Regions from separate parts of the Mus musculus genome. Here region 1 is linked to region 2. The links are chromatin loops, found by intact Hi-C in ENCODE. Cell type or tissue: left cerebral cortex. All regions are shown on one strand.

Evidence for each region. A loop is a pair of places that touch in the nucleus more often than their neighbours do. Peaks named below come from ENCODE experiments on the same cell type or tissue, not always from the same donor. Only the 100,000 strongest peaks of a DNase experiment are listed, where the experiment ranks them.
Region 1: it touches region 2 in a loop (4-fold over the local background); 4 of 42 quality-filtered maps call a loop at or near these places.

The regions. Positions count from the first base shown.
Region 1 is chr3:8,846,238-8,854,237 of GRCm38, forward strand. The region is part of intron 2 of Mrps28 (mitochondrial ribosomal protein S28); the gene reads right to left. Among named protein-coding and RNA genes, the nearest start is that of Gm52600, 50 kb to the right of the region's middle. In left cerebral cortex, a CTCF peak has its summit at 4,838; DNase peaks (open chromatin) are centred at 4,719 and 5,886.
Region 2 is chr3:8,762,447-8,770,446 of GRCm38, forward strand. Gm52598 (a long non-coding RNA gene) reads right to left here and starts at 60. Exons shown (of 2, transcript XR_003954432.1): 1 at 1-60. It overlaps Gm52599 (a long non-coding RNA gene), which reads left to right and starts at 4,194. Exons shown (of 3, transcript XR_003954434.1): 1 at 4,194-4,376; 2 at 4,466-5,881; 3 at 7,236-7,584. In left cerebral cortex, no CTCF peak of the experiment used is centred here; DNase peaks (open chromatin) are centred at 4,230, 4,499, 5,074 and 5,310; H3K4me3 peaks cover 1,626 bases; H3K27ac peaks cover 1,941 bases.

The DNA of each region.
Region 1 (8,000 bases), 84 kb after region 2:
GCTGAATGCAAATTGCTTCTGGTGGTCCTTATGGACAGGTATTGAGAAGAAGGCATTTGCCAGATCAATAGCCCAGAAGCATGCAGGGCGTGCTGGGCCCAATGTAGAAAGTCAAGAGCGACTGCCATTACCTTTGAAAGGTACACTTGGCTAGGCCCACTGTACAGAGAAGCCCAGCAAGCTCAAAGAAAACAAATCATCTAGTTGGAATAACTGTATTTTCACCATTAAAAGGCTAGGTAATTAAATTACGACTTTTTTTTTTTTTTTTGAGATAAAGTCTCAATCAGGCCAGGCTGGTTTCTATAGCCAAGGATGACTGTGGGCTTCTGCTTTCACCACCTGAGTGTCAGGATGCAGGAACACACCACCATACCTGCATACATGGCGCTGCAGATGAAAGCCAGGGCTCCGTGCATGCTAGGCAAGCACTGTACCAACTGTGTTATGTACACACATAGCCAAGGGATGGTCAGGAAGTCCCACACCAAGCTGAGAAGACACTGGCAACTGGCAGATGCAGAGTATGGCCCATGGAAACTCAGCCAGACTCTAGTAGAAGGCCGCAGAGCCAAGAGGAGAAGCTGAGAAGCTGAGAAGACACTGGCAACTGGCAGATGCAGAGTATGGCCCATGGCAACTCAGCCACACTCTAGTGGAAGGCCGCAGAGCCAAGAGTGGTCCAGACTGGGCATGATGAGTACAACAGGGATGCAGACAGGACAGATGCTGGACAGGCAGAGAAGCGCAGTGGCAGGATGTGTGCACACTGAGGGGACAAGGCTGACAAGATTCAAGCATACGGAGGAAATTCCCAAAGAACTAAGAAAAACTTAACATAGCTCTGTTACAGTAAGCTCTAGAATCTAAATTGTTTTGAAAGATATACCCACAAAACTGAGGCATAAAATCTACATACTAATATTTTCTAGCATGGGTTAACTGCTTTTCAATGTATTTCACTATAGCCGAATAGTCAGTAATGCTGCTATATGGAATTGTGAAGAACCACAAAGAAACTCACAATTTTATAAGTTCCATGTATATTGTTTTATATGCACACACACACACAATTATTTATTAAAATTACCCTACAGAAGGCAATATGTCCCAGGAGCCACAGGTTGCCAAATAAAAAGTGCCAGGTGTGGGATACCTTCCCTCTAATTGGCAGTCAGGGCTGTCTACAGATCCCCAAACAATACAGGCTATTGCAACTACTCTTGGTTGGCAACTAGAACTTAATGGTAAAACCCTAGTACTGAAGACACCACATATTTTGATTATAATGCATGGATAAATCAAGGTGGTACTAACCAGGAAGCGCTGACCCTGCTGGCTAGCTTTCACAGAACTGGAAGGTGCTGTGACGGCTACTGGGAGGGGGATTGGGGGGAGGAGGATTGGGGGAGGGGGGAGTTGTTGGTCATCACCAGGCTTACCCAACTGTGAACCCTGTGAGCTATAAGCTACAATAATGACCGACACGGCAGGATATGGCCACAATGAAATTGTGTGTGTGTGTCTGTGTGCAGAGGGAGGAGTTAACTAACTACTTTTTGAGTGGATTTAAGGCTGACTCCAAGGGAGGAAATTCATGATACTGTAAATGTGGCCAAGAATCCATGGTTGAAGAACTTGAGGCTCCCTGAGTGATTTATTTTGCTAAGTGGGCATATTATCGAACTGTCCTCTAAATTCAAAGCCTTCTACCCATAGATCAGTTAGCTCTCCAACCTCGTAAGAGAAACGTCTTTGTGCAGTAATGATGGTCACTACAGAAACTCACACTGGTTAAAGTGCAGAAAACAAGTATGACAGGGTTATGAGCCAGGGGTTAGGAACAGGAAGGACTGAGCACAGCAGTTATCTTTTGAACATGACAGGCCCACTCATAACTGCAGCACTGTGACAGCCTACATGAGAGCTGCATAAGACCAAGTCAGCCAACATGGCAGTGTGAAAGAGGGAAGGGCTTCTGAGCTTCCATGCATGCTGAGAAGCTACTAACAACTGATGGCTTCTGAAGAAGGAGAGTCGGTTTCCTTTCAGAGTGGCCCTGGGAGGCTGACAACAATCTGGTGCATAGCTCCACACCACGAGTACATGGGCAGCAGCACGGATGGATTACAGAAAAGGAAAAGAGCATGTGAGTGGAGAAGGAGTGGAAAGCTGGGGAACTGAAATCAGGTGGCCAGGCTTGTATGGTGAGAGTCTCTACCCACATCTCACCCGCTCATGACAGTCTACATGGACATGCTACGTTGTATAACAGTCTTGAACATTAACACCTTATGCTTAAGGCAAAGAAGTGGATCTATATAATCGTTCCCTTTGATACTAACTAACTGTACCAGTGAAAGTATAAATGACCTCTGTCTTACTGATCGACTGCTGTGAAGAGATACCATGTCCAAGGCTACTTATAAAGGAAGGCATTTAAATAAGGGCCTGCTAACAGGTTCAAATGCTTAGTCCATTATCATCCTGGTGGGGAACAGACAGGTATGGCATTTAAGTAGTAGCTGGGAGCTTTACATGCCAAAAGTCGGGCAAGGGGGAAAGACAAAGACAGAGACAGAGACAGAGACAGAGACAGAGACAGAGACAGACGGAGGTGTAGGTACACAGTGGACCTATCATGGGCTTTTGAAATCTCAAAGCCCACACCCAGCGACATAGCTCCTCCAACAAGGCCACACCTCCTAGCCCTTCCCAAACAAATTATCAACTAAGGACTAAGCGTGTAAACATATGAGCCTATGGGGTGGGAGTGGGGGTTATTCAACTCCCCCCCACCCCGATCCTCCTAGCCTAAGGAGTCTGACTTACTTAACTGCAATAGAATTTAATGTTCACTCTAAGGTTTAAAATCTTACAGAAAGAAAACTGAGTTCACCAAATTAGAGCTAGCAATTAAACATATCATCCAGGCAGATATAGTGACCATGCCACTAAGTCCAGCACCCAAAGAGCAGGAGGCAGGAGAACTGCAAGTTCAGAGTTTGTCTGGACTTTCCCCAATCACCTATTATAAACTAAAACAAAACATCTCTTCCCACTTGAAAAACAAGTCTCCAAAATGCAACACGCTATCACATCTTCCCAGTTCACCTCTGAACAATGTGAATTTCTTTCTTCCTTTTGTTCTTGTATAATTTCTAAATTTTCTACAGATAGCTTTTACAAAGTAGGGTAGAAATAATAACCAGTAAATCATTAATTATAGATCTATAAAATAGATCTTTTTTATTTATGTGACAAGCTTCTGTTGTAAAGGCATCATTTCAGGTTGAAAATTCATAATGGTCTTCATGTATCAGTTTCAAGAATATAGGCAAAAAAGAAAATCAATAACCTGGTACTTTTGTACTTTATAAAAAGTGGCATTGGAGCCCTTAAATTACAGTCCTGAAGGCACAAGCCTATAAATTCAAGGCCCACCTGGGCAACTTAGTGAGATCTTAGCTCAAATAAAAAGAACAAAGGGGCCTGGGATACAGCTTGGTTCTCCATCCAGTGCCTGCCTCGCATGCACAAGGTTCAACCCAGGCAGGTTGCGAGGTGTCTGGACCAATCATACTCACACCTGCATAACAATCTATAAAGGAATCATGTTCAGAGAAACTTGTGAGAAATTTTTCTTCCTTAAAGGATACATAAGAAAGAGATGGTTCCTTTTCTGAGTGTGGGACTGTCAGCTCTGCATATAATGCCTAACTTTTATTTTATTTGTGTGTAGATGTTTTGACTGCACGTCTGTCTGTCCCCAAAAGGCTCCAAGTGGACTTGATCCTATTTTTTAAAAATCAAGCCATTCAAAAACCCCTCATTCCAAAATAGATCCTTTTCAGTCATTTTCCTATGACAGACAGAAACCATTTTATTCAACAGACTTAGATGATCCTGTCTGACAGAGAAAGAGAGGCTATGGAAAGAAAGCTCTTTCTAGTAAGCCTACTTCCTTCTCTGCCTTCAAATATGGCATCGTCACTGACCTGCACCCTACGCTGATGGAGAGAAAGAGAGGGCAGTTTGGCACTGGAGGTAGGGATATGGCAATAGTTTGCAGGAGAATGGCATCAAACAGTTCTCATATGATGACAGAAATGCTCTTCTTGAGATCTGTATTCCCCAAAGAACTGAAGCCTCACATGATAGGATAGCCTGCAGAGACGACACAGCAACAGAGAAAGAGGTGTCTGAGCTACTGAGGCAATCTCCTCCTAGTGACTGCTGAAGGCTTCATCAGAGGGTGGGTCTTACACATCCAAAAGATTCAAGCACCCATAGCCAAACAGTAGGCTGTGTATGCCTCTCCTGAGAACTGTGTACTTATACAGTCGCTCATCTAGTCCTTGGTGCTGGTGAGAAGAAGAAGCATGCTCAGCAGCATTTACAATTTGCTAAGTTTGACAAATCTGTGCTAGGTAAAAGCATCCAAGAGCAGGTTGGAAACAGAAATATTGGTGATTTTGTGAAAACTCACAATCTCTTAAGGTAAAAAAATTAAACCAGTGAAAGCATGTGATGATAGCTTTTTAAAAGAGATAACGTTTGGTAGTGAGAAAATTAACTAAACATTCACGAGAAGCCATGCAGCTGAAGTCAGCGCACTGACTAACAGAGCAGCTGTCAGTGCAGAGTGGGTTCCTGTGCTAATCCTGCTCTGACTCAGAGCTGAGTCTGAGAACCTGTCAGAAAGGTGCTCTCACAGTTAAGACAGCAGGCAGCAGCTGTGGAGCTCAGCGGGTTGCAGACCTCTCTTGCCTTTCAGACCCCGCTCTAGTTGGGAGCATTCGGGAACCAAGCATATGTAGTTCTTGTCACCACCATAGAGGGCAGTGAACCTCCAGTTCCACTAGTGTGAAGCTGTCACAGGCGGGATGTCTTCTGGACTTAGAATGAAGTCTGCTCTTACAGGGCTATACGGGCATAGTTTAGGTCACAGTGACAGAATACAGCTAGCTGCAATATAATTGATTGCCCCTATCTGAGAATTTAATAATAAACAGTCATTGCATGACTTATATGAACTGAATAAAAAGTGACTATTCAAATTTCTCCTAGGAAAGATGAGAAATAAAGTAGAAAATGAGACAGAAAAGGCACATTTTCTATGCATTTTGAGAGAGATTAAGAGGTAGAAATAAAGACCATTCATTACACATTTTATATATGTATTACATCTTTAACTCATAAACTTGTGCAATTAAACAACAACAAAAGGACAAAGACCACAGGCTTAGAGAAGCACAACGGAGACGCACTAGTTATTAGTGCATTAAATTCACTTTGAATTCTTGAGTGGCTATTTGCACAGTAGTCCCGTTCTATGTAGAACCCCCTGGGCAGCCTGGCTACTTGTCTCTCTACCTCCCCTTGTGTGTTTGGAGGGTGACAGGGCACGACAGTATGCTGTGGATTCCTCCTGTGAGCACACACAGCTCCACACCACAGGCTACTGCTCCTCAAGAGCAGATGTTCTCCCTCATAGCCAGCTCTGCAATGCACAACACCGACCTCTCTGTGGCTCTGCTGCCTCATCTGCATTGTTGTGGATGGTATGATGGTAAATCTCATGTATCAACTGGCTAGGCTATGGTACCTGGTAATTTAATCACAGGTCTAGCATTACTGTACACTTACTCTGCAGGGTATAACATCTATAGTTACTCTCAATCTTACAACAGGTATCATTTAGTAAGCTGTAAGACTAAGGAAAATGCATGGTTTCCTGCAGAAAGAAGAAATTCTGTCTCAAAACTTGAGTATCCACTCTTGCTACACTTCCAGCCTGCTATCATGCCCTACATAATTCAGACTTGCCAGCCCCAACAATGGTGTGAGCCAATTCTTTAAAATAGACCAGCTACAGCTACAGTCATAGCTCCTGCATAGCGATAGTCCAGAGCTCCTTCTGTTTCTCTAAGAGCAAGCAGACCCAGATGGTACCGCCCACCTTTCTGCCTTCTGAGTGGAAACCCCCAATCTCCCCCTCTAAGCTGTGCACCTGCCAAGACTGGACATGGAATCCAGAAGGTCTACAGGACTGAGGGACACATGGTGCCCCTGACCCCAGGGGATGACGTTCAATAGCAGAAGCTGACGGAACCTGATGGAGACAGTCTTCTCTGCCCCTCCTTGTGCGACTTGTTCCCAGGCTGGAGACTGGAGCATAAGAAGGGCCACCCTTTCATTTTTTTTTTCTTACAGTTTTCTATGATACATTTAATTCAAATCCTAATTAAAGTAAAATTTGCCTATGTTTATACTTTTCTTTCTTGAAAATATAATAGAAGATACATAGCAAATCTTTTTTTACACCAAAGCCTTAGACCCTTAGAGAAAGGTCCTCTGCTTTTTTTTTTATTAGATATTTTCTTTATTTAAATTTCAAATGCTATCCCGAAATTTCCCTATACCCTCCCCCTGCCCTGCTCCCTTACCCACCCACTCCCACTTCTTGGCCCTGGCGATCCCCTGTACTGGGGCATATAAAGTTTACAATAGAAAGGTCCTCTGCTTAAATATTCCAAGTTGCTAGAAATTATTCCTGCTTAATATGTTTAATAATAGAGAAAGAGGGAAAAGCAAATGGTAAGGTGGCTAATTTAAACACAAATACAGTAAAGTTACACAAAATTTCAAAGGACTAAGTAAGTATTCCAATGAAAAGACATGGACTGGCAGATGGGACAGACAAAGACTAATGAGACACTGCTTGTAAGAATCATACTTTAAACAACGCAAGCTGCAGAAGTACACCATGTAGACACTAAATCAGATCTGCGAAACCCTATTGGTCAGATAATAAACCCTACTAATCAATCTTAAGGCAGGAAGCACCAACAGATAAAATGCAAAACTCATAAGGACAAAAGGACAATTCTATTGGAAAGTGATTCCGTTAGGCACCTAATGGAATCTTGATATAAACAACTATCTAGCAAGGATGTGGAGAAAGAGGAACACTCCTCCATTGCTGGTGGGATTGCAAACTGGCACAACCACTCTGGAAATCAATCTGGCGGTTCCTCAGAAAATTGGAAATAGTTCTACCTGAAAACTCCTGAGCCCTACCATACCACAAGGACATGTGCTCCACTATGTTCATGCAGCCTTATTCGTAATAGCCAGAAGCTGGAAACAACCCAGATGTCCCTCAACTGAAGAATGAATACAGAAAATGTGGTACATTTCCACAATGGAATACTATTCAGTTACTAAAAAGAAGAACATCATAAAATTTTGCAGGCAAATGGATGGAACTAGAAAATATCATCCTGAGTGAGGTAACCCAGACCCAAAAGGATATGCTTGGTACATACTCATTGATAAGTGGATATAAGCTAAAAAGTACAGAATAGTCAAGAAGCAACCCACAGACCTTAAGAAGTTTAAGAAGAGGGAAGGCCTAAGTGAGGATGCTCTAACTCCACTTAGAAGGGGGAACAATAATTCTGGATGGGAGGCAGAGGGAGGGAGGGAACCAGATGTGAGAGGGGAGAGGGAGGAGGAAAGTGGAGCAGGATCAGGGATGGGGTGGGGGAGACAGAAGAGAAGCCCAGAGGGCCAGGAGAATGAATGGAAATATGCAGTTGTGGGGCATGGCGTAGGGGGAATCTCTAGAAAGTCCCAAAGAATAGGGATGTGAGAGGCTCCCAGGACTCAGTGGGGATGATGTTAGCCAAAATGTTCAACAGGGGGGAGATGGAACCTGAAGAGACCACCTTCAGTAGATAGACAGGGGCTCCAGTGGAGGGAGGGGATCACCAACTTCAAAACTTTTGACCCAGAATGAGAGGGGAACAGAAATGTAGGGGCAAAAGCGAATCAGAGACTGAAGGAAAGGCCATCCCATGACCAGCCTAACTTGGAATCCCTCCCATGGGTGGGCACCAAATCCTGACACTGTTACTGATGCCATGCTGTGCTTGTAGACAGGAGCCTAGCATGGCTGTCCTCTGAGAGGCTCCACCAGCAGCTGACTGAGACAG
Region 2 (8,000 bases):
AAAATATGTTGTATCACTAGTGTGATGATATAATTTGGTGATTATTATACCAGGGCAAGGGATAAACATTTTTTGTTTCTTTTAATTTTTAATATTTATTATTATTAAGATTGGATGTCACTTAGTAGCCCAAGTTGGCCCGAATACAGCTAGCCATAGACTCTCAAAAGTTCTTCTCATACTCAGCTTCCAACGTGTTGGGCTTAGATAAAACATTTTTTTCAGGTTTTTGCACATTTACGTGTTATAGAACAAGCCTGTTCTAGCACACTTGTTTATCTGAATCACCTGGCCTTGGACTCAATGTGGAATCCAGAGCTTGGGCTGCAGCCCTCTCCCCTCCACTCCTTCAGTGCTGCAATGACAAGCCTACTTGCTCTTACACACCTGCTTTTAAAATTCAACGTTGGAAGCATCTGTCAGTTGTCCTGATCAGCTAGCCAAGTGAAATCTTAGCCTCGAATTCCCACCACTTTGCATAGTTAATGAATGGCCACTGGTCTCTGGTCTAACCCTGAACAAGCTCACACTCTTTCTTCACATCCCTTGTCCCAGCCTCTGAGTGGCTTGACACTATTCAGCCACCTTCACTGCAACGTCCCATAGCCTCCCTGAGGTCAGCTTGTGCCCTGTGCTTTCCACATATTCTCTGTGATTTTATCAAACCGCCTCTGAATTTTTAATGACTCACACAGACAGCATGGTGACCCAAGACTAGCACCATGACTGGAACTCACGGTCATTACCCAGCCTCCCTTGGGTGGTGATATGACATGCCAGAAAGTCCAGGCCTTGCCCCTTCCTGGGTTGAAATCAGAGGGCAAAACTGTGCATAGAGTGCCATGATGGCTGATGACTTCTCAGTCAGCAACTGTGCACTGAGGCTGAACAGACATCTTCTGTGCAGTGAAATGAAGGCAGCAGGAGCTTTTCCTGCGGAAGTGCTACACTTCCCTCACACTCCCTCACACTTCCCTCACACTTCCCTCACACTTCCCTCACACCCCCTCACACTTCCCTCACACTCCCTCACTCCCTCACACTTCCCTCACACTCCCTCACACTTCCCTCACACTCCCTCACACTTCCCTCACACTCCCTCACACTTACCTCACACTTCCCTCACACTCCCTCACACTTCCCTCACACTCCCTCACACTCCCTCACACTTCCTCACACTTACCTCACACTTCCCTCACACTCCCTCACACTTCCCTCACATTCCCTCACACTTCCCTCACACTCCCTCACACTCCCTCACACTTACCTCACACTTCCCTCACACTCCCTCACACTTCCCTCACACTTCCCTCACACTCCCTCACACTTCCCTCACACTCCCTCACACTCCCTCACACTCCCTCACACTTCCCTCACACTCCCTCACTCCCTCACACTTCCCTCACACTCCCTCACACTTCCCTCACACTTCCCTCACACTCCCTCACACTTCCCTCACACTTCCCTCACACTCCCTCACACTTACCTCACACTTCCCTCACACTTCCCTCACACTTCCCTCACACTCCCTCACTCCCTCACACTTCCCTCACACTACCTCACACTTCCCTCACACTCCCTCACACTTCCCTCACACTCCCTCACACTTCCCTCACACTCCCTCACACTTCCCTCACATTCCCTCACACTCCCTCACACTTCCCTCACATTCCCTCACACTTCCCTCACACTGCCTCACGCTTCCCTCACACTTCCCTCACACTGCCTCACACTTCCCTCACACTTCCCTCACACTCCCTCACACTTTCCTCACACTCCCTCACTCTTCCCTCACACTTCCCTCACACTCCCTCACACTTCCCTCACACTCCCTCACACTTCCCTTACACTTCCCTCACACTTCCCTCACACTCCCTCACACTTCCCTCACACTGCCTCACACTTCCCTCATACTCCCTCACACTTCCCTCACACTTCCCTCAGACTCCGGCACACTCTGGCACAGGGAAGGATTCTGCTTAGATAGTTCACAACTACTGCTTACTCCCTAATTCATTTAATTTTATGGACAGAGCTAAGCACTCCAGGATGTAGCCCAGGATGACTTGGAACATCAGGTCCTTCTACATCCTCAATTCAGAAACTATAAACCGGTTCTAACGTGTTTTTTCATATGGTGCTGGGAATAGAATCCTGAGCTCTGTACATGTTAGACAACCATTCTACAAACTAAGTCCCATCCATTATGAAAATATGTATGAACATTACTATTTCCTGCTTTTTAAAACAGTGTGATATAGTTTTATTTGTGCTAATATGAAAAGTTTATAATTACTTTGTATCTTGTGCAAATCTGAACATGGGCTCACATGTATAGTTTCAGCAGGAGGTGGCAGCAGTATCTCTGAGAGTTCAAGACAAGCCCAGGCTATAGAATTATCTTGGAAATCTGGGCTGCTCATCAAATTCTGTCTCAATTAAAGAAGAGGAGATGTGTGTGTATGCATGCTTTTTTTGACTTGCTCAGCCAAAAGCACCTGTGATTATTTTGAGAATTATTAATCACGTTCAGGAGAAAGAATCTTCATTAGTTGCATTTAGAATTTTGCCTGGTTAAAATTGTTTGCTGTTACATATTCAAATAACAAAAACCTCATGAATTGTGCTTTAAGAGAAAGCTAGTGTACCCCGAGAGGAAGCCTGCACACATCTTCTAATAATAAACCAAAAACCTGATAGTGCAAGGCCTCCAGAGCCTTCCTAATATGACAGCGCATCTGATGGGTAATGAAGCGACTCTGGGAGTGCTGACTCCCCAGAACATCCTCTTAGAAGAGAAAACAAGAACGAACATGAGCTGTGCGTGCTTTATCACCTCCTAGATGGTTTAATGGCAAGTCCCGGTTTCCTGAACTTATCTGTCGTTTCCCTACATTCATGATGTCCCCTGGTATTTATGAGCAAAACAGAAAAGTCAAGTGACTTAGCCAAGGTCAGTGACCAAGAGTAAAGTTAGTATTTATCTTTGGGCTCTTCTGTTTGTGAGTCAGCTTTCCAGGACTGTGATAAAACATCGGAGATGAACAACTTACAAAGAAGAGCGGTTTCTTTTGGCTCAGTGATGGGAATATTTCAGTTCCTGATGGACTCGTCCCGGTGTTTTTAAAGTGGTCATACTGAACCTCACAGTGGGCATACGTGCCACATCTTACACCTGAGACTCTCAGCAGGTTGCTGTCACTCATGTAATCCCTGAAGAACATGACCAGAGGGGAAGGAAACCACAGGCGGCTGTTGTCTGTTGCCAAGTACCTCTGTCGCCCCAGGAATCAAGTACCAAGTACCTCTGTTGCCCCAGGAATCAAGTACTAAGTACCTCTGTTGCCCCAGGAATCAAGTACCAAGTACCTCTGTTGCCCCAGGAATCAAGTACCAAGTACCTCTGTCATCCCAGGAATCAAGTACCAAGTACCTCTGTCGCCCCAGGACTCAGAAGAGATTAGGTTGGTTTGGTTTTTTGTTTGTTTGTTTGTTTGTATGTTTGTTTGTTTTCGGTACATAAAGCCTTGCCTACTTGTGAGCCCTTTCAGAACACAACTGTTGTTACTTATTTGGTTATAACGGAAAGTAAAGCACTGCCTATGAATGATGGATTTATGGAGCTTTTTTTTTTTTTTTAAAGAGTCACAAAGGTCACTGCAGAGGTATGTATGTGCACATTGTGAGCTGCACATACGGTTGTGGGTTGTGGTGTCAATGTGTAGCAGCCTGAGGCTGTGGGTGGGCACACAATAGGACCCTGTGGATTTGCTGTAAAGCATGCCCTGGCTGCCTGCTGAGTGCATCTCTCCCTGTAGGAGGGGTCTCATTGTTAGGAGCTTTGAGCAGAGTGAGCCAACTTGCTCCCTGCTAGTCTCCAGCAGGATCCTGACCAACTAACTAGCTTCCATCATCTATCCGTTGTTCAAATCTCTTGCTATTTTTGAAAGATCAACGCTTGGATGCGGGCAAGCAAGGAAAAAGGAATGACAGAAAGCTTCGTGCAACATTTCAGGGACTTTTTGGAAGGCCAAGTGCAATGTGAAACCTGTCCAACCAAGGGCAATCTCCCAGTCTGGAATTTTCCGAGCGTTAATATTTTTCTATCGTGAACTCAAATCCCATCGTGCCTCCCCAAACACACACTCTTCCCCGCATTGCCACAGGCACATCCGTTTACACAGAGGTTTACATAACGAAGCCAAAACAGACAAGGAAGCACAGGCCAGACGAACAGCCTGGAGAGGGTTAAGTTCAGCCAGTGGTATTGACACAGCGTTTTCTTTCCAGACCACAGAGCTGCGCGCTGATGCTATCTCTGTAATTCTTCGTGCAGCATTCTCAAAGCCCCTTTATTCAGATCCTCAATGCAGAAGGTAGGGTTGGGCCTGAAGAGGTGGTTAAGTCCCAGGCAGAGGTGGAAACATGACCCAGGACTCCTGACGCACAGCCTTTGTCCTTTCAGCTCTACCACGCCAGCCACCTTCCTGTCAGGTGTCTGGTAAGCAGGTTAACTGATCTGTCGATTAGGAGCCGCCAGCCTACGTGCAGCGACTGGGGAACGCAGCCCTTCCCGGTGTCTGCCTTGCCAGCGCTAACTGCAAACCAGTGACGCAAACTGTCTCACGGAGAACCTCATCAAGCACCTCGCCGAGAGTAGCCTAGGTCGGCTAAGAAGCCAAACTTAGGCTGCGACCCCGTAGTGCTCCTCAGAGCTCGCTGACGACAAGCCTCCCGGAATGCTTTCGGGCTGGTCCAGGAGCCAGCCAGGGGAGAGTCGGCTTTATTCATTAATTGAGACAGAAACGGCATATCCCTATGACATTAAACGCAAAATGTTGAGGTTGGGAAAGGGGAAGAGAAGGAAAAAGGAGGCGAGGAAAGAGGGAGAGAGGAGGCGGGGGGGAATAGGAGGAGGAGAACCAGGGAAAGGAGGCGGGGATGTCTGAGCCATTGGTTTTCAATAAGAGTTGCACAGACAAGGAAGGAGAAGAGAGGGGGACGGAGGAGGGAGAAAAGAGAGAGGGAAGAGCAGAAGGGGTGAGAGAGGAGTGGGAGGAGAAAGGAAAGGGAGGGTGTGTGGGGGAGGCCCTGAGTTATGATGCACATGAACTTGGCCAAGGCTCTTTCGCGGCCCCCCGCGGCGGGCTTTCCCACGCAGTCAAGGTGACCCGGTGATCTATGGGGCTGTGGTGGTCGTCGTTTCGAGGTGGGAGGGCTGCCCCCTCCGCAGGGGCCCCTGGGGCGCCGCCCGCGTGACTGTCACCGGTCACGCGGCAAGACTCAGGCAGGGACAATGAGAAAAGCCAGCGGGAGCCGCGGGGCTCCGCTGAGGCTGCCGCTGCTCTTTTGCAGGGCCGGGCCCCGCGGGCTCCCTTCCTCCCTCCTGGGACCCACTCCAGGAGCCTTGCCGCCTGTCTGGTGTAACTTGTCTGAAACCCAGGAGTCAAGACGAAGTCCTGAAGAAAGCACTTCAGACTGTTTCCAGGCCTCAAGAGATAGCTAAACTTATTAATGCTGTCTCCCTTTTATTGGATGTGTGCCTCAAAGAGCATTTTTCTCACCCTATTCAATTAGTTACAAGTCTCTTCCCTTACGTTTATGTAATCTGAGCTAGGACCACTTGGGACTAGTGGCCTGACTGCCTCTCCCTGAACAGGGACCAGAGCATTGCTGCCACTTGCCAGCTGACCCCAGGCCACTGCAGTCTAGCCTCATTCGCTTGCTTCTATCCTTCCCAGGGAGCTTCATTTCTAGAGAAAGTTTCCTTTTCCACGCAGTTTATGCGTCCCGAGGCCTGGGCCCACACTAACTTCTGTGTGAAAGTTGGTGTGCTGAGCTCAGGCCAAGGCCAAGCTCTGTTCTCGACAGACCCTCCAAGGTACATATTAATAACCACCTGCCTAGTTCTCATCATGTGCTTTATAATGTCTTCTTTAAACCCTCAACAGCCTGTTTTATGATGGTCAAAAAAGCTTGGGATAGGTGAGATGGCTCAGTGGGCAACAGTACTTGTCTCTAAGCCAGACTAAACTTTGATTTCCTGGATACACGTGGAGGACCCCATCAAGTTGTTCCCTGACCTGGGAGGAAACACAAAAGTCAGATGTGATCAATTTATTATTATTATTATTATTATTATTATTATTATTATTAGTTTTTCCAGGTAGTTTCTTTCTGTAACCCTGGTTTGTTTTCTCTCTCTCTCTTTCTCTCTCTCTCTCTCTCTCTCTCTCTCTCTCTCTCTCTCCCTCCCTCCCTCCCTCCCTCCCTGTACACCAGGCTTGCCTCAAAGTCAGAGACTCACCTGCTTCCTGAGTGCTGGGATTTTTAAATAAATAAATAAATAAATAAATAAATAAATAAATAAATAAATAAATAAATAAGCAAGCAAGCTCTGTGGAGGTTCTGGACTTCAAGAACTTACCCAAATCTCATTATTGTGAGTGGCAGGGTCTGTCTGCTGGAGACACGGGTACCTCTGTCAGTGTTGGAAAGATATAGTATATAAAATCACAAAGAACAGGGGTGTTTTCTTTTTGATTAGACCCTGGTTTCCAAACCTAGCAGGTAGAAACAATGGCCCTTCTCACCCACAGGCCCTGGCTTTGTTTTGTTTTTTTGTTTTTGTTTGTTTGTATTTAAACCTCTCTTTAGTCATCTCCCACAGCTGAGATTTCAGCCAGCAGGACAGTCAGTCAGTGCACCAATCCTGGGCCAGCCAGCAGGACAGTCAGTGCACCAGTCCTGGGCCAGCCAGCAGGACAGTCAGTGCACCAGTCCTGGGCCAGCCAGCAGGACAGTCAGTGCACCAGTCCTGGGCCAGCCAGCAGGACAGTCAGTGCACCAGTCCTGGGCCAGCCAGCAGGACAGTCAGTGCACCAGTCCTGGGCCAGCCAGCAGAACAGTCAGTGCACCAGTCCTGCTAGCCACGGTTCTGCATTCCTGCTATGTGTTTGCATAGGTCCTTTATCTAAGTGGACATGTGCACTGCTTGTCCTTTTGTGAGTGCCTTCTTCCACTTAGCATCGTGTCTTCATTCTCTATCCATTTTGTAACACTTATGGCGGCTACTTTTATTTAAGAGGCAGAATCATAATCCACCGTGCAATATTTCATTTTATTAATGGAGTGTTTATACTCCATTTGTCCACTAATAAACACTTCTGCATTCATGGGATATTCTTCTGAAGACAGTGGCTGGGAAATGATATGCCTATTCTGTGCCCATACAGAGGTTACTAGCCGTATCTGGCCCCTGTTCTTATGAGAGCATTCAGACATGCAGACTCGGGGGTGCAGAGGAAGGAAGAAGAACACCTGCACGCTGAGGGGACCTCGGGAGACAGGCAACCTTCCAGCCTGTGATCATCAACATCACATCTCCAGAACCATGAGAGAATATATTTCTGTGGTGAAAGCGGCCCAGGTCTGCCATAGCAATTGGTACTGGGGAACTGATTCTCATCTGGGTACCTGTGCCCCCGTCTTTTCCATTCCTTTATATTCCTGCCTCTTCTTTATAAATAAAAGGTGTGTGCGTTTGGAACTTCCTTCCTACCTTTTTTGCCCCTCCAAGAGCTTAAGTCCTTCAAAGACTCCTAGGACCTGACTCTTAAAGTTTGCAGCCTTTTATTTCCTCAATTCGCAGCTGGATTGCTTTGATACTCTGGTCAAAAGGCCATGTTCTCAATGGGGCTCAGCTCACAGACAAGTTCCAGGGCAGCCTGCCTCCTCTGCACCAGACAGAACAAGGGAAGATGGGGGGGGGGGTCCTGATGAGAAGGCAGAATGCCATGGGGAAAAGGGCAAGAGCCAAGAAAGTCCGCTTTTGTGTCTTGGGGAAAATACTGATTAGGTTTCGGGACTTTGAGCCATTCTGGGTCCTTAGCTCAGCAGAGACTTAACATTTGCAATCATTTTCCCAAAAGCTTTTAATTACATCATCTTGTAAAGTTATTTCTGGAGGAAAGGAGGAGTCAGAATAGGACCCATGGTCA